2 separate regions of the Homo sapiens genome follow, and region 2 is linked to region 1. A link is a loop called in an ENCODE intact Hi-C map of the cell type or tissue named here. Cell type or tissue: right lobe of liver. All regions are shown on one strand. Each heading gives the region's core, and the rest is flanking DNA. Links, peaks and the distances in the headings are about the cores only.

Region 1 (8,867 bases), core at 312-8,311:
GCAGGAGGCCTGGCCTCAGTTTGGGGAGAGGTGAGGATGGGAGGGCACAGACCTCCAGTGCAGGAAGCCACACCCGAGATGGGGCACAACAGGTGGCAGTGGGGAAAACCCAGGTTTGAAGAGAGAAGACCCAGGTACGGTTTGAGGTAAAGACCCTGCTGTGGACTGAATGTCTGTGTCCAGGCTAAATGTATATGTTGAAGCCCAAATGCCCAAGGTGATGGTATTAAGAACAGGGCCTCTTGGAGGTGATTAAGTCATGAGGGTGGGGCCCTTGTGAATGGGATTAGTGCCCTTATAAGAAGAGATAGGTGTGGTGGCTCACCCCTGTAATCCCTGCACGATGGAAGGATGAGGCAGGAAGATTCCTTGAGCCCAGGAGTTTGAGTTTACAGTGAACTGTGATCACACCACTGCATTCCAACCTGGATGACCGAGTGAGACCTTGCCTCTAAAAATATAAAAAAATTTAAAAAGAAAGAAGAAAGAAGAGACGTGAAAGAATTAGCACTCAAAGGAAAGGTCATGTGAGGACACAGCAAGAAAGTGGCTGTCCACAAGCCAGGAAGAGAGGCCTCAGCAGAAACTGAACCCAGCCAGGCCTTGTTCCTGGACATTCCAGCCTCCAGAACTGTGAGACAGTGCATGCCTACTGTGCAAGCCGCCCAGACTGTGGCACTTTTATTTTTTAATTTTTTGAGATAGAATCTCCCTCGGTCACTCAGGCTGGAGTGCAATGACGCGATCTCGGCTCACTGCAACCTCCACCTCCCAGGTTCAAGCGATTCTCCTGCCTCAGGCTCCCGACTAGCCGGGATTACAGGTACCCACCACCACGCCCGGCTAATTTTTTGTATTTTTAGTAGAGGCGGAGTTTCACCATATTAGCCAGGCTGGTCTTGAACTCCTGACCTCAGGTGATCCACCCGCCTTGGCCTCCGAAAGTGCTGGGATTACAGGCATGAGCCACCGTGCCCGGCCTGTCTGTGGCACTTTTAAAATAACAACCCAAACTGACTAAGACAGCCCCCAAACACCTGAAAACAGTGGTTCTAGAGGGCGTGGGTGGTGTGAAGGGGCTGGGGCCGGGAACTCATTGTGGGGGGCACCATGGCTGTGGGTGGAAGGTTTCCCACCTTGGGGGCTGGTGAGCTGTGCTGATGGCCCCATGGATGCTGCCTGGTAGCAGGACAGGACTTGGAGAGAAGGCCCCCTCCACGTCTCCTAATGCAGTCGGCTCCCTGTGCAGCCTGCTCTCCCCCTGCCCTCCCCCACTGGGCCCCGCAGAAGGCCACATCGGCACTGCCGCACTGCCCCACAGATGTCACCCCAGCTCCATCCTCAGCCCTCCTGTCCACACAGCCACTTTCCCCACCGCTGCTGCCAGAGGCACCAACTCCCACCCACACCACAGCCTGAGCTCCCCAGGGGGCTTGACCACCAAAGAAACACGCATGGTTTTGTCTACAGCCATGGAAGGGGAAAGCGGGGAGCATGCGTCCAAGACATTTTACAGTTCTAGGCGGTTCCAGTGCTGCCAGCCAGACCTGTTTCATGAGTACCACAGAACCTGTACAGCTCAGTTTGGGTAACCCTGCCTGGAGGGAGCTGCGCTGGTGCACCTGCGCCTAAACCACTGGGCTTGTCACCAGCCAAGGGCCTCCTGTGGACCCGGGCTGCCACCTGCTCTCACAGCACACCTTCCCCACCAGGCACCCCATGACTCCTCTATTCTTCCTTTCACTTATGTCTGAGGGTGGCAGGGACATGGGCAAGGAGAGGTGTCAAACTCGCCGCTCAGGCACACGGGCTACGCAGCTGCTGGCCAAGAGCTCAGCAGCCTAAGTGGAGGGAGGCAAGCTGGGCCATGGAAGCACCAAGGCTGCTGGCAATGGTGAGGGCTCTTTGGAGTTCCCCCAGCACTCTCATCTGCCAGCTATGCCACCCTCCTGACACTCGCCTGCCAGCCACACCACCCTCCTAACACTCACCCTCCAGCCACGCCACCCTAACACACCTTCCAGCCACGCCACCCTCCTAACACTCACCCTCCAGCCACGCCACCCTCCTAACACTCACCCTCCAGCCACACCACCCTCCTAACACCCTCCAGCCACGCTGCCCTAACACACTCACCCTCCAGCCATGCCACCCTAACACTCACCCTCCAGCCACGCCACCCTCCTACCAGCCCCATGCCTGGCCTGGCTAAACCCACTGTGGTTTCGGGTCTGCCCTCAGCTGCTGCTCCCTCAGTGCGAGTTTACGTGTCTGTGGGACTGATTGCTCCCTGTCGCTCCCCCGACTACAGATGGGCTCCTGGTAGCCAGTGACTGGTGTGCCTGCTCACTGCTCCCTCTCGGTACCCAGCACAGGCAGGCAGGTGAAATGAGCTGAGGTCTAACTGAGCATTAGGTGTCGGCCAGGTGCAAAAAAGGAGAAAGGGTGTTCCAAGCGTGCAAAGGCCCAGGAGCCTGAAAGAGCAGGACGTGTTTACGTACCCAGGTAGCTTAGCAAGGCTAAAAGGGAGTGGGCTGGGAAGGGTGGGAGGTTGGGCCTGGGGTGGGGCTGGCTCCACTTGGTCACACTGAGCCTGCTAACAAAGGAGAACCAAATTCCCCACAGCCTCCCGACCTCACAGCCTCAGAAGCAGGAGCATCTCGGGCCAAGGGTGGTGGGGCTTCCAGGCACTCCTGAGGTCTGCAGGGAGAGCCTGTGAAGGTCGGGAGTGCTGGGCAGGGGCCAGGAGCTCACCGGGCTACGTTCTTATGGACGCTGGAGGTGCAGTTTAAGGCCGCGTGAATCAGCAGCTGGTTGAAGACGTCTCTCTGAAATGTCAATCGGGCATGTGAGTCTCCTGTACCTCAGGATGGGGGAGGCGAGCCCCCGCCCACCGCGGGCTGCCTGCTCTCCAGGGAGACAGTGGTGTTGATGCCACACCCTCAACGACGAACTTACACGGCGGGAGTGTGAGAGACACGTTCACACCCACATTGTTGGCACCAACACCATGGGAGAAACTTGGGGGCTGCGGGGCGCCCAGACTCCCTGGCCCAGGCCCTAGGCACCCCAGCTGGCGGCCATCGGCTCACCTGGGCATTGCTCCCACCGAGCTGGACGATCCGGTAGCGGATGGGCAGGAGCAGCTCCAGGACGCGGTCAGGGTTCCCGTCCTCAGCCTCCACCAGGGCCTGGCACAGGGGCAGCCCCACGTCTCGGGCCAGGAGGTGCTGGCAGTTCTCCCCTGGGGATCTGCGAACCCAAGACGGTGCCCTCAGCTGCCTGCCCATCACAGAACATCCGGGAAGGGCAGAGCCATTTCTTCCTCAGCGAGGTGTCCCTGGTCCAGTGCCTGACACATGCCACACTGATGAGGTGAGGTGACAGGCGGGGCAGCCCATCGAGGGGACAGGACAGGGTACTGAGCTCAGAGCTGGGTTGGAGTTCGCCCACTTCCAGCTACCTGGTCCCCCACCTTCCAGCCTCAGTTTGCTCATCTGTAAGCAGGCATAACAGTGCCAATCTAACAGAACCGTCAGGATTGCTGATAATACAGGCAAAGGCCTGGCACTGCAAGCCAAGGCAATCATCACCCCCGGAAGGGAATGGGCAGGGCAGCCCAGGTCCTCCAGGTCAGCCCTCACCAGCTCTTGCCAGGCATCGCCCTGATTTAGATGGGGAAACTGAGGTTCAGAGCACAGAAGCACCTCGTCCAGGACCTCAGGGCCTGTAAGCAGCAGGTGTCTCTGGCTTCAGGGCTTCACTGTGTCCTCTCCACGGGAGGCAGCCCTGTGACCCTGCGGATCTCATACCCACCCTGGGGATGGAGGCAGCTCTGTGTCTTGGGGCAACCAGTTGTACAGCTGTGGGTGTACACACCTTGGGGGTCTGCACCAGGGGATGCACATCTATAGGGGTGCACACCTGGGAGCTGCCTCCATGGGCATCCCCCCTGCTGCACTCACAGGCGGGGCAGGCACTGAACAGGTCTCAGCATGGCCCTAGCACCCCCTCACCCTCTCGGCAGGGTGAGGACCCCCACCCCGAGAAGGCCCCTCTGCATACTCGCTGGCGTCCCGCAGGGTGGTCAGCAGCTCCTGTGTGGTCTGGGGGTCGTGTGCACCCAGGGATGCCATCAGGAAGTGTGCGTCATTGAACAGCAGGATGTGGTCTCGGCTGTGCTTCCGGGCCACAGGCAGGACATCCTGCCACCGCTGGCCCACAGACACTCCTGAGGACATGGGGAGGAGACCCAGGGCCTGGAGTGAGGCTCTGGGGCATGTCCCGTGCAAGGGCCTCCCTCACGGCGCTTCCCTTGGAGGCCTTGATGACCCTGTCCCAGGTGAGAGGCCGGGGAGGTGGGCAGGGCCACGGGCAGCGTCTGGCCTTGTGCTTAGGCCTCTATCAGGACTGTCTAATTATAGAGGCCATAGACGCGTAAGTAGGAAGCACATTTTAAAAAGTGTCAAAGGTTATTAAACAAAGCCTCTGGCCGCTTTGACAAACCCTAGGCCTCTTGGATCCCCCGGCCTTCCCACACAACCCTTGGCTTCCCAATGGATCCCCCGACCTCCCCAAGGATCCCCCAGGCTCCCCACTTTTCTCTGGGTCTCCAGCCTCAGCCTGCCCTTCCCACAGGTGGGCTCCCTGGCTCCTGTGCCCCTCAGCCTGCTGTTGGCCCATCTGACCACATCAAGCCTGCCCTCCAGCCCCTTGTCCCGCAGCAGGCTGCTGGCTTCTATGTCCCGGTAGCTTTGGATGGTCTGCTTTCTCTGAGAGTAACTCTTTCCCTTGTCTCTGCCCAGCAAGCCCCACATATGCTTCAGTAGCTCACATTTCACCTCCACTAGGAAGCCTTCTGAATCTCTAGAAACAGCCTGCCATGCCCTCCCTCAGGTCCCTGAATTGCTCAGCCCTCATCGTACTGCTGACCCAGGGCCTAGCCCAGGCCTCTGTGGTTCCAGGGTGACTCTGCTGAGCCTGAGACAAGGGGAGAACCATCTGGCACCCCAGTGGTTGGCTAGAGCCCTCAAGAGCCCCCAGAGCTGTGGTTGGTCCCTCCAGGCTACCTGCAGAGCATGACAAGGTTGAGAAACCTGTCTACAATCCCAGGGAGTTGAGAAACTCTCTCATGTTTTAGGAAAGGAGGTGGCATCGAGACAGGTGGCCAGGTGCTACCAGTGCCCCGAAGGTTTGGCAGGCAGGCCAGCCATGGGAACAGCACAGCAGGTGCCGCCCTGGGTGCAGAGCTGGAGGCGTCCACATCGAGGAGCGGTGGGAACTGGAAGAAAGAGTAGTGTGGCCTGGACACCCTCTCCAGCTTTGGGCCAGCTGGGAGGCAGCTGCAGAACGGTACCCAAGGCAGTGGCCAGGCCTGCAGAGGGGTCTGGAGCGGCTCACCCATGAGCTCTTGCCCAACCCTGGGCCTAGGCCACAGCACCCTCTCCTCATGATGTGGGAGGAAGAGGCAGAAGCCAGTGGGGCTGCAGGGATGGCTACCTTCCATCTGCAGGCGGTAGAGCATGGAGCAGCTGTCCACCACGTCCAGCATTGCATCGTTGGCCTGCAGGCTGGGAAGGATCTGGAAGACAGGGCGGCCAAGGCGGGCTCAGCGGGTGGCCCAGATGATGGGGCTGCAGGCACAGCCAGGGTCAGCCTGTCCAGGTGGGGTGGGGCCTGCATAGAGCAAGCCCTCTGCCACTGTCCCCATCACCTCAACTGACAGGCCCATCACCCTTGCCTGGGGTGTAGACTGCTCCAAGCACTAGAGGGGTCACCAGGTAGACCTGAAGAAAGAGCCCACTGCATTGCATACCCAGGGCCCAGGCCAGGCCCAAAGCATCTGCCACCTCCCACCCCTGGGCCTCAGACCACACTGGTGGGAGGGCTGTCTGCCCGATCACGTTTCTAGACTCAGCTTTGCTGAGGAGCCCACCTCGAGCTCACGGTGTATGTCACCCTTCATTTCTTTCTTTCTTTTTTTTTTTTTTTTGAGATAGGGTCTCCCTCTGTCGCCCAGGCTGGAGTGCAAATGGCGCAAGCTTGGCTAACTGCAACCTCCGCCTCCTGGGTTCAAGCAATTATCCTGCCTCAGCCTCCTAAGTAGCTGGGATTACAGGTGCCCACCACCACATGCAGCTAGTTTTTGTATTTTTAGTAGAGATGGGATTTCACCACGTTGGCCAGGTTGGTCTCGAACTCCTGACCTCAGGTGATCTACCTGTCTCAGCATCCCAAAATGCTGGGATTACATGTGTGAGCCACCGTGCCCGGCCCACCCTTCATTTCTTACTACAGCTTCCTGACCGTGTAGAAAGGATTACTTCAAGGGAAATTTACTGTGTGTTTTTCTCTGATGTTTAGATCCCCAGATCACAAGCATTTCTGTGGTCCCAGGCTTTTCTGATGAAGCCATCCCTGGGGTCCTTGGGAGCTGTGAGTCAGGCTTCAGGCTTTTTTTTTTCCCCCTCTCAAAAGAATGCCTGGGCCTGGGGAGGAGGAATGGGGAGTTAGTGTTTAATGGGTATAGGGTTTCAGTTTGGGTAGATGAAGAATGTTCTGAAAATGGAGGGTGGTGATGGTTGCAAAATGTGAATGCACTTAATGCCACAGAGCTATACACTTTTTTTTTTTTTTTTTGAGACAGAGTCTCACTCTGTCACCCAGGCTGGAGTGCAGTAGCGTGATCTTGGCTCACTGTAACCTCTGCCTCCTGGGTTCAAGTGATTCTCGTGCCTCAGCCCCCCGAGTAGCTGGGATTACAGGTGCCCACCACCACGCCTAGCTAATTTTTTTGTATTTTTAGTAGAGACAGCGTTTCACCATGTTGGCCAGGCTGGTCTTGAACTCCTGACCTCAAATGATCCACCTGCCTCGGACTCCCAAATTACTGGGATTACAGGTGTGAGCCACCACACCCGGCCTTGTACACGTAATTTTATGTTATTTTTATTTTATCACAGCAAAGAAAAAAAATTCCAGCCAATCGCACCATTGCACTCCAGCCTGGGCAACAAGAGCGAAACTCTGTCTCAAAAAAAAAAAAAATTCCTATGGGTAGACCAGTTGTCTTACCAAAGAAAAGTGATCTGAAAGGGCTGGAGGAGAGTCCACAATTGCAGAGGTGAGGCCCTTAGATGTGTAAATCTATCAGCACCCTCGAGTTGAGCAGGGCCAACCACTGTCCCCATCATAGGCAGGGTTACAACATTGCTCTTGGCAAAATTAACCCCATGAGGCCTTACACAAGAAATGTGTTCTTGCTCCAGCTGTTTTTCTGGCTGGGACAATCCTGATGAACTCAAAAATCTGGTCTCTTTGAGACTCAAAGGCAAAATGCTGCAACAAACCAAACACGGTGTGAATGCAACTTACGTGGGTATCGTAGATGGTCAGCGCGGCCTCATATTCGCCCTGGAAGAATAAAGTTCTCCTTATTAAACCCTGGAGAAGGCAAAGTGTAATGCTGGCACGTGAACTGAGAACGGCCAGGCCAAAGACCCCTGAGCACATGGTCTCCGGCCTCCACCTCCTCTCAGAGGTGGACGGACGGTGTCTTGGTGGCATTCGGGATGGGAGAAGGTGAACCCGCTTCCAACCGGGGCTTTGGTTCCCCAGTGTAGAAAGCACAGCAGCACCTGTGCCGCCACCACTGAAGAAACAGTTGCTGTGGAAGCATTCTCTCTCCTAGTGGAAAGTTAATATAGGTATTGCTCATACTAACTGCTGCAAGCTTTTTCATGTATTTCTTTCTAGCCTTTTTCTTTTTTTTTTTTTTTTTTTTTTGAGATGGGGTCTCACTCTGTCACCCAGGCTGGAGTGCAGTGGCACAATCTCGGCTCACTGTAACCTCCGCGTCCCAGGTTCAAGCGATTCTCATGCCTCAGGCTCAGGACTACAGGGAGGCGCCACCATGCCCGGCTAATTTTTGTATTTTTAGTAGAGATGGGGTTTTACCATGTTGCCCAGGCTGCTCTCAAACTCTTGACCTCAAGTTATTTGCCTGCCTTGGCCTCTCAAAGTGCTGGGATTACAGGCATGAGCCACTGTGCCCAGCTGCCTTTTTCTTTTCTGCATATGTTTCCTCTCCTGTACATTTAGCTGGGTTCTGTGCTGTCTTCCAGACACTGTATCATCACATTCTCATGTCATGACAAGGCCCTCATGTTCTCAGCATTTCTCACTTTATGGACATTCAGGGAGCTTCTAGCTTTTGTGCACGATAAGGAGCACTGCAAGTGACAGTCTTGTACATGGAACCCTGTGGCGGAATCACTGGGGTCAAGGGTGTCCTGAGCAGCTGCCCCATAGCCTGGCTCCCGTTGGAAGATCTCATGGCCCAGGCAGGTACACCCTGCGGAGTTGGGGCTTGGCTCTCCACTCCAGCCACAGGCACTCGCTCTGAATGGTCTCTGCAAGTTATACACCACAGATGTGATTTCCAGGCCTCCACAGTGAAAAAATCCCTAAAAAGGTTGAAGCCTAGAGTGCTCTTTGGAAATGTTAATGCTCCATTGCATCAGGGCTCCAACGGATGTGAATACATAGCAAAAGCTAGAAAAATCTTTCTCCCTCTAGACATCTTTATAGGATAAGACAGTGCAAACAGATGGTCACCTTACCTTCTCAATCAGATATAAAGCCCAGTGCCAATAGTTATGACAAGCCAACATATCAGAGTCCTGGAGAAAAAAAAAAAAAGAGAATTTATGAAAAGTCTGAAGGCCTATGGGAAAAAAACAAATGTTGTTTTGTGCTAATGCAGAAACCATCATCTTTTTTTTTTTTTTTTTTTTTTTTTTTGAGACTAAGTCTGGCTCTGTTGCTCAGGCTGGAGTGTAGTGACACGATCTTGGCTCACTGCAACC
Region 2 (8,867 bases), core at 378-8,377, 55 kb after region 1:
ATTGCATCTTTTTTTTTTTTTTTTGCCGGGGTGGGAGAGGGTGGAATCTAACTCTGTCACCCAGGCTGGAATGCAGTGGTGAGATCACAGCTCACTGCAGCCTCGACCTCCTGGGTTCAAGCAATCCTCCCACCTCAGCCTGCAGAGTAGCTGGGACTACTGATGTGTGCCACCCCGATGAACTAATTTTTAAATTTTGTGTACAGACAGGGTCTTGCTATGTTGCCTAGGCTGGTCTCGAACTCCTGGGCTCAAGTGATCCTCCCACCTCGGCCTCCCAAAGTGCTGGGATTCCATGTGTGAGCCACTGTGCCTAGCCTGATTACAAAAACCAAAACGGACTAAATTTGTAATTTTTAAAAAAGGATGTCCTAACCCTAACTTTCACTTTTTTCTAGTGGAAGTCTCACACTGTGTCCTTCCCACTCTCGCATTTTCATAATGCTGGTCATGGGACCCTTATCAATCCTAATCATTCTTAAAATAATAATGACCTCAGAAGAGCCAAATTTTCTAAAGATGGGGGAGAGGCATCGACGATACCTCCAGGTGCCCAGCGACTCCCTGGAGGCGGTGGTCCTGGCAGTTCCAGTCCAGATCTAAAAATTCTCAACAGGACAATTTATCTACCAGGTGGACAGAGAGAGAAAGTGTTTCCAGGTCCATATATTCTTGACAAACTACCATAATCAACGCTGCCTTCCCAGCTGGACTGAGGTTGGTAAGTTGGTTTTGAAGGCTAAAACAAAAATTTTAGATGTTGAAAAAACTACCTTACATACAAAGGAGACTTAACAACCTAAACCATTGTAAAAAATAACCAACTCTTGTGAAATCTGCCATTTGAAGTAAAACTGCCATTTGAAGAAGACTCTACCCCCTCTCTCGATCCGCAGGGTGACTGGCTCCCACCCAGCCCAGGCTATGAAGACACATGTGCCTCGTCTGCGCTCCAGAGAGCATCTACTGTCACCAAGAGTTAAAACAATAAAACATCATATCTTTAAAAGCAACATAACAAAAGATACGGGAGCTGCCAAATGGGGCCCGGAGGAACACTGACAAGTAAGGTGTCAGTCTGTCCCTAAGAACACCACCATTCCCACAGACAGCTGGACTGGGTGGGTTCAGGTTGACTGGACGGAGCTGAGTGGAGCAGGAAGCTGGCGGGCTTCGGGAGCTTGTCTCGTCCCGCTTACCACGGGTGCTAGCTTATGACAGTCCAGAGCGGGGGTCTTGAGACTCTGTTTTCTGGGCTCTTCTACGCAAACCTGGAAATGGGCCTTTCCACATATTAGTTACAACCACGAAAACAGTGAGCCAAAAACAAAACAACAGCTGCATTTTGATAGCTTATCTAACAGATTTTTTTTTTGTTTGTTTGTTTTTAAGACAGAGTCTCGTTCTGTCACCAGGCTGGAGTGCAGTGGTGCAGTCTTAGCTCACTGCAACCTCCAACTCCCTGGTTCAAGCAATTCTCCTGCCTCAGCTTCCCGAGTAGCTGGGATTACAGGCATGTGCCACCACACCCGGCTAATTTTTGTATTTTTAGTAGAGACAGGGTTTCACCATGTTGGCCAGGATGGTCTCGATCTGCTGACCTTGTGATCCACCCGCCTCGGCCTCCCAAAGTGCTGGGATTACAAGTATGAGCGACTGTGCCTGGCCCAAACAGTTCTTTAAAATTCTCCATCCTATGATTAAAAAGCAGCATGTTGTCTTTCTTTAGATTCAGGAAACAGAAGTGAAGTCTTTGAAATAAATATTTTGCTGCTTTTTACATACTTCACCTTTGGATACATCTAGACTTATAGGATTATAAACATTGTTAAAAAGTGCTGATTAGTTTTCAGAATTATAAAGGAGCACAATAGTCAAAAGCGGGGTGAATGGGAAGACAGGCCACGAATTTTGAGGTTACCAGTTAATTAAATGGTAAATCACGAATGTGATCTAAAGCAATGTGCATTGATTAACATCGGGTGAGTTAAAATCAGACCATTGAGCATAATTCGCCGTAATCTTCCCAGTCCTGAGATTAGCCACCTACCCCCAGCATTTGAGTTCTATGCTCTTAGAAGTACTGGTTAAAACAAAGATATGGAATAATATGCCGGTTACCTACAGCTCAGACTGTCCAAGCTCTAAGGTTAAAGTGGTGGATATTTGTGCAAAATCGTGCTGCTCCCCCGTCTCCTTTGTAGTGCTGTCAGCTTCAGAACTCCTGGAAAAGGTGTGGCTGATCTGAAGGAACTCAGTACATGTCCCTGTAGATCTCCTGCAGTAGCGGGTGCAGCGCAGCATCCGACTCCGTCTTCTTGATGATCTGCACCAGCTGCGCATGCTCCGTCACCAGCTGCCGGAGGTCTGCCATTTTTTGAAGAAGTTTTGGGAAGAGAAAGATATCGTCCGGGTGGTTGCTCTGCAGGTGGAGTCTGAGCACATGTACAATACCCTCCTGCATTTTTTCAATGTGTCCTACGTTTAGAAGGCCAGGACGATCTAGTCTCGAAAGAAGAGAGAGAGGTTTGAGTGTGATAATCACCCAAGAACTGCTTATCAGTTTCAGGAACCAAACATGCCTATTTTATGTGGCCTTTCTTAGAAAAAAACTGAGCTGCCTTTAGATATTGTCAACTTGACTGGAAGATAGACATAGGTTTTTCCAAAGTCAATAGGTGAAGTAGGGACAGACAGGACCAGTACTCTTTCCTAAATATTCATACTACTAGGCGGCAATAGTGCCCTAAGTACACCTTATGGTGCGGCCTTTTCACTTGTGATTTACCTGATGACCACCTGTCAGGGAGAAAAATTAGAGCTAGTAGGAGGAACAGTACATTCTGGAGATCACAACCACCAGTTTTGCATAATATGGGAAATGAAGCTTTTGAATCCAAACTAGATATCAAGCTTCAAGTGTTCCACCATATTTAAGGAGTGATTGTGTTAGAACTAGGTTTTGTAGGCCAGGCACGGTGGCTCACGCCTGTAATCCCAGATACTCGGGAGGCTGAGGTGGGAGAATCGCTTGAACCTGGGAGACGGAGATTGCAGTGAGCCAAGATCAGGAGACCCAGAGTGGGGAGGAGGGTGGGGCAGGTCTGAGACTTGGTGCAGGAAGAGTCAACATTCACACCAGATGACCTGCCTGGGGTAGCTGGCACTAGACATCCTGGGACAGTCTCAAAGCATGAGACCTGATTCTTGGTCCAGAAAATACTGCCCTGAGCCATGTTCAGCAGGCGGTGCTCCCTTACAGACCCAGTCATTACTATGATTCTTAACAGGGTTGCTAGTGATGAGGATTTAAACATCTTCATTGTTTTTGGTTGTAAATGTAATTATTAAGTTTTTATTTCTAAAATTCTTGTTTTTGTATTGTTTTAGTGATGGGGTCTTGCTCTGTTGCTTAGGCTGGACTGGAACTCCTAGGCTCAAGCAATCCTCCTGCCTCGGCCTCCAGAGTGGCTGGGGCTATAACTATTAAGTCTCTAAAGAGAGGAATTATTGCCGGGTGCAGTGGCTCATGCCTGTAATCCCAGCACTTTGGGAGGCCGAGGTGGGTGGGTCACCCGGGGTCAGGAGTTTGAGACCAGCCTGGCCAATATGGTGAAACCCCATCTTTACTAAAAATACAAAAATTAGCCAGGTGTGCTGGCATGTTCCTGTAATCTCAGCTACTCAGGAGGCTGAGGCAGGCGAATCACTTGAACCCAGGAGGCGGAAGTTGCAGTGACCTGAGATCGTGCCACTGCACTCCAGCCAGGGTGACAGACGGAGACTCTGTCTCAAAAAAAAAAAAAAGGAGGAATCTTTTGAAAAATAGAAATCCCCCCTCATAATTTTAATCCCACCATAATAGGTTTAACATATATCTCACTGGACATTTTTCTATATACATAGGATTGATATAGGATTATAATTTCCTTTATAAAACTGTGATCATGCTACATATAAATAGTTCTGCAACTGCATTTTACCCACAATGCTACATCCTGACCATACTAAAGGACAAATTATGCATAACTGCTTTGTCTTTGTACACTTTATGCCAGAGCGCAAGGACTTCCTTCATCTGACTTGTGCCCAGCCACACAGTAACGGGCACGGCTGGTAGGGCTGAGTCAGCTCCATGCTGACAGTGAGTCAATCCCCCAGGCGCAGTATGGCTGCAGGCAGTGTGGGAGACCCCATCTGTCTCCACCAACCCTGGGTAAGGTCAGCCGAGTTTGCAGTAGGTGGATGACCTTCCTAGACCTGAGATGGGGCTATTTAAAGGAACGTGACACCGAGCCAAAAATGTGGAGGCTGCAGAGCCAGCTTCCACAGAGAGGACCAGATCGGCCTTCCCTGGGATCTGCTTCCTCGGGCAAAGCAAACCTTGCAGTCACTGCCACTTGGCTGCTGACTGATATTATATTTTGCATTAGGAAATATACTTTTCATCAACATAACCAACTGTGACAGCAACTATACTGACATCTGTATAGCACTTCATACAATATTGTCTATAATATGAATACAACATCATTATATAATATATACAGGAATATCATAATATATAAATTATATCTGTTTATAATATTAGATATAATATAAACGAAATGTGTGTGTGTGTGTGTGTGTATAATTTTTTTTTTTTTTTTTTTTGAGACAGGGTCATTCTTCGTCGCCCAGGCTGGAGTGTGGTGGCGTGACCTTGGCTCACTGCAACCTTTGTCTCCTGGGCTTAAGTGATCCTCCCACCTCAGCCTCTCAAGTAGCTGGGACTACAGGTACATGCCACCATACTTGACTAATTTTTTCTATTTTTTTTTTTGTAGAGACGGGGTCTTGCCATGTTGCCCAGGCTGGTCTCAACCTCCTGGGCTCAAGTGATCCACCCACCTCAGCCTCCCAAAGGGCTGGGATTACAGGCCCATGTCCGACCTCTTTTTCTCTATATATATATTTGTGCAAAATATATAATTTTTTTTTAAAGAAATAGGTCTTGTTCTGTTGCCCAGGCTAGAGTGCAGTGGTGCATTCATAACTCATTGCAACCTGAACTCCTGGGCTCAAGAGATCCTTTTGCCTCAGTCTACTGAGTAAGTAGCTGGGACTAAAGGTGTGCACCCCCACACCTGGCTAATATTATGATTAAAATGTCATACATTTACATAATATTAAATATGTATTTATAGATAATAACAATATATACTATAATATTATACAATATTGTTATAATTCCCACTGAATTCTCAGCAGTGACTGGGGGTCAGACGTCTTCCCACCATGTGAGTGTCCCCTCCACTGGAACAGCTCAGGCTGGTACTGGATTTCCCATTGTCAAATTTTTCAAGACAGGAGCCTGTCAGTGACATGATACCAGCAGATTAAATCAACCACTCACCTCCACAGCAAATGATAGCAGCCACAAAAAGGGAGATATCACTGTCATCCAGTTCCAGTGCATTGAACTTCATGGCAAAATCAAACTTGGGTTCCATGATATCACAGAACGGTTTCCTTAGGCTTTTTAGGAATTCACGAGTTATAAACCCATTTCCATACGCTACCAGCATCCCGTCTTTGTTCATCACAGAAGACAGCATGGCGAATATGGCCTCATAAACTCCGTATTTTAGCAATGTCACTTGATCGTTCAGGTCCAAGTTTGCGAAGCCTGGGATGGCCTTGGCGAATTCCGTGAGCTCCGTGACGGTCTCCACTGACGTGCACTGGCAGCAGTGAAAGATGCGGACCTCCGCCTCCTTGTTCTGGATGCCATTGGCCACCAGCTTGGCCACCAGCGTCTTCTCAGCCATACACAGTGTCTCCATATCATGTATGACAAAAGGCTACAAAGGAGGACACCAAGGTAAGTCAGGTGATGTGGGATGCGCTATGCTCCCAGCTATCAGCTCACTAATGAGCAGCTCCTGCGTCCAAATCACCAAGCTCAGTGCCTCAGAGGACTCAAGATACCCGCGGAACATAGTCCTTACTCAACTTCAAAATCGGTTGGGGAAAATAAGACATTAATAGAGAACAAACAGTATAAATCAGTAAAATAATAATAGTCATCGCCTGACATTGGGTGGATTTCATCGCTAAGAAACTGAAGTACTGGGCTGGGCATGGTGGCTCACGCCTGTAATCCCAGAACTTTGGGAGGCTGAGGTGGGTGGTTTACCTGAGGTCAAGAGTTCGAGACCAGCCTGGCCAGCATGGTGAAACCCCGTCTCTACTAAAAATACAAAAAAATTAGCTGGGTGTGGTGGCGGGCGCCTGTAGTCCCAGCTACTCGGGAGGCTGAGGCAGGAGAATGGCGTGAACCCAGGAGGCAGAGCTTGCAGTGAGCCGACATTGCGCCACTGCACTCCAGCCTGGGTGACAGAGCGAGACTCCGTCTCAAAAAAAAAAAAAAAATTAGCCAGGCATAGTGTGTGCCTGTAACCCCAGCTACTCGGGAGGCTGAGGCAGGAGAATCGCTTGAACCTGGGAGGTGGACGTTGCAGTGAGCCAAGATCGTGCCACTGCACTCCAGTCTCCAGTCTGGGCGACAGAGCGAGAGTAAGACTCCGTCTCAAAAAAAAAAGAAACAAGAAACTGAAGTACTGATTTTGTCAAAACAAAACTAACGAGGACATTAGCAAAGCACCTTTAATATTCTTAAATATTCTCTGAACTAATGACTATTGCAAGAGGCTTAATTACGATCATTCTTAATTTTACCAGTATATGCACTTTAGGGGTGAACACCATTATTTAACGCTGCTCAATGAATACATTTGGCATGTAAATACATACAACTCAGAAAGGTGGCATCTATGTAGAAATCGGCAAACAAGCGTTGTGAAACTCTTTAGGGATAAAGTGGAAAAGCCTCGGAATGCCCTTGTTTCTCTCAGTGCAGGAAACTGAAACCTTCACTCGGTGCTCCATATTCTGGAGCAAGTGCCAACTCCCCACAGCCGTGCCTTGTGTGCTCCCATGCCATCTGCATGTAAACCCAGTGGCCTGCCATTTCCTGAAGATCTCGTGGTGGAAGAGGTGGCTGGCCATATTATTTGAAGCCAACATGCTCAGAAGGGATTACATGTGTGGGAGAGCCGGGGAAAATGAGCACAAACACTGCTGTTGGCTGAAATTTACATCTGCGGGTAGAGCAGGAAAGTGACAACATCTGAGAGATCTCTCTGATTATAATGTGGTCCACAGCTCATGCAGACACAGGTCAATAATGCAGTGGGCTAAGGTGTTATTTCTTTTTTTTTTGAGACAGAGTTTTGCTCTTGTTGCCCAGGCTGGAGTGCAATGGCACAATCTCGGCTCACTGCAACCTCGGCCTCCCAGGTTCAAGCGATTCTCCCGCCTCAGCCTTCTGAGTAGCTGGGATTACAGGCATGCGCCACCACGCCCAGCTAATTTTGTATTTTTAGTAGAGACGGGGTTACACCATGTTGGTCAGGCTGGTGTCGCACTCCTGACCTCAGGTAATCTGCCCACCTCAGCCTCCCAAAGTGCTGGGATTACAGGGGTGAGCCACCGCGCCCGGCCTACAGCGTTATTTCTAATCACTGCTGGAACAGTGGAGCCCAAAGCGCAGAAGCATCCCAGGATTTAAAGAATGCCCCCTGCCAGTGGGCAAAACACAACCACTGACAATGCTTCTGACACACAGCCTGAAGTGTTTCCTGTTTCTGGACTCACAGCACAAAACTGTCTTCAGGGCACCGGTGGAGGTGCCGATAACCATCACACAGATGGTATGGAATGTTTCAACAGAACCAGGACTTGCAACATAATGCTGGACAAAAAGCCCTGATTCTGCATCTGAGGAAAGGGGATATTTAAAAAATTACTCACAAATGAGTGAAAACATTCTGAATACAATATTCAGAGCCAAGTTTCTAAATAATCTCAAGTCCGATTAATAAAGACTGAAAATGATCTCTCTCCAAGACCTTAAAAACAGTTCTGACCATTGTTTGTTAAAGTTTGGAGATAATTCTGCTTCACAGAAAGCTGAAGCTCAGATTTAAGGAATTAACATTTCTAGGAGGGGCTAGATAATTTTTTTTTTTTTTTGAGACAGAGTCTTGCTCTGTTGCCCAGGCTGGAGTGCAGTGGTGCAATCCCAGCTCATTGCAACCTCTGCCTCCGCCTCCTGAGTTCAAGCAATTCTCCTGCCTCAGCCTCCCGAGTAGCTGGGATTACAAGCACACATCACCACGCCCAGCTAATTTTTTGTATTTTAGTAGAGACGGGTTTCACCTTGTTACCCAGGCTGGTCTTGAACTCCTGAGCTCAGGCAATCTGTCCACCTCAGCCTTCCAAAGTGCAGGCCAGGATTACATGCGTGAGCCACTGTGCCCGGCCTCTAGGAGGAACTAAATAAATATTTTTCAAGGATCGATGGCAGTATTCCCTCAATTCCAGAAAATAGACTCTTAGGCCACCGTCACTTTATTCAAATCACTCAATCTTTCTAAAGTACATTCAGCAGAAATAAAGGTGTTAAATAATTTTTTTTTTTTTTTGAGATGGAGTCTCGCTCTGTTGCCCAGGCTGGAGTGCAGTGGCGTGATCTTGGCTCACAGCAAGCTCCGCCTCCCGGGTTCATGCCATTCTCCTGCCTCAGCCTCCCCAGTAGCTGGGACTACAGGCGCCCGCCACCATGCCCAGCTCATTTTTTTTTGTATTTTTAGTAGAGACGGGGTTTCACCGTGTTAGCCAGGATGGTCTCGATCTCCTGACCTCGTGATCCGCCCACCTCAGCCTCCCAAAGTGCTGGGATTACAGGCGTGAGCCACCACGCCCAGCCAATAATTTTTTTAAAAAATGAGTTCTGTTTTAAAAAAATAAGAAACACTGAGTTG

The links. Peaks named below come from ENCODE experiments on the same cell type or tissue, not always from the same donor. Only the 100,000 strongest peaks of a DNase experiment are listed, where the experiment ranks them.
Region 2: it touches region 1 in a loop (2.3-fold over the local background); 4 of 110 quality-filtered maps call a loop at or near these places.

The regions. Positions count from the first base shown.
Region 1 is chr22:46,283,787-46,292,653 of GRCh38, reverse strand. It overlaps TTC38 (tetratricopeptide repeat domain 38), which reads right to left. Exons shown (of 14, transcript NM_017931.4): 8 at 8,622-8,681; 9 at 7,375-7,413; 10 at 5,500-5,581; 11 at 4,066-4,231; 12 at 3,093-3,252; 13 at 2,755-2,828. Among named protein-coding and RNA genes, the nearest start is that of GTSE1-DT, 8.4 kb to the left of the region's middle. In right lobe of liver, for the core only: no CTCF peak of the experiment used is centred there; a DNase peak (open chromatin) is centred at 4,203; H3K4me3 peaks cover 523 bases; H3K27ac peaks cover 3,620 bases.
Region 2 is chr22:46,228,768-46,237,634 of GRCh38, reverse strand. PPARA (peroxisome proliferator activated receptor alpha) reads right to left here. Exons shown (of 9, transcript NM_005036.6): 8 at 5,396-5,843; 9 at 1-2,502. The coding sequence ends at 2,255. Among named protein-coding and RNA genes, the nearest start is that of CDPF1, 17 kb to the left of the region's middle. In right lobe of liver, for the core only: no CTCF peak of the experiment used is centred there; a DNase peak (open chromatin) is centred at 4,144; H3K27ac peaks cover 1,148 bases.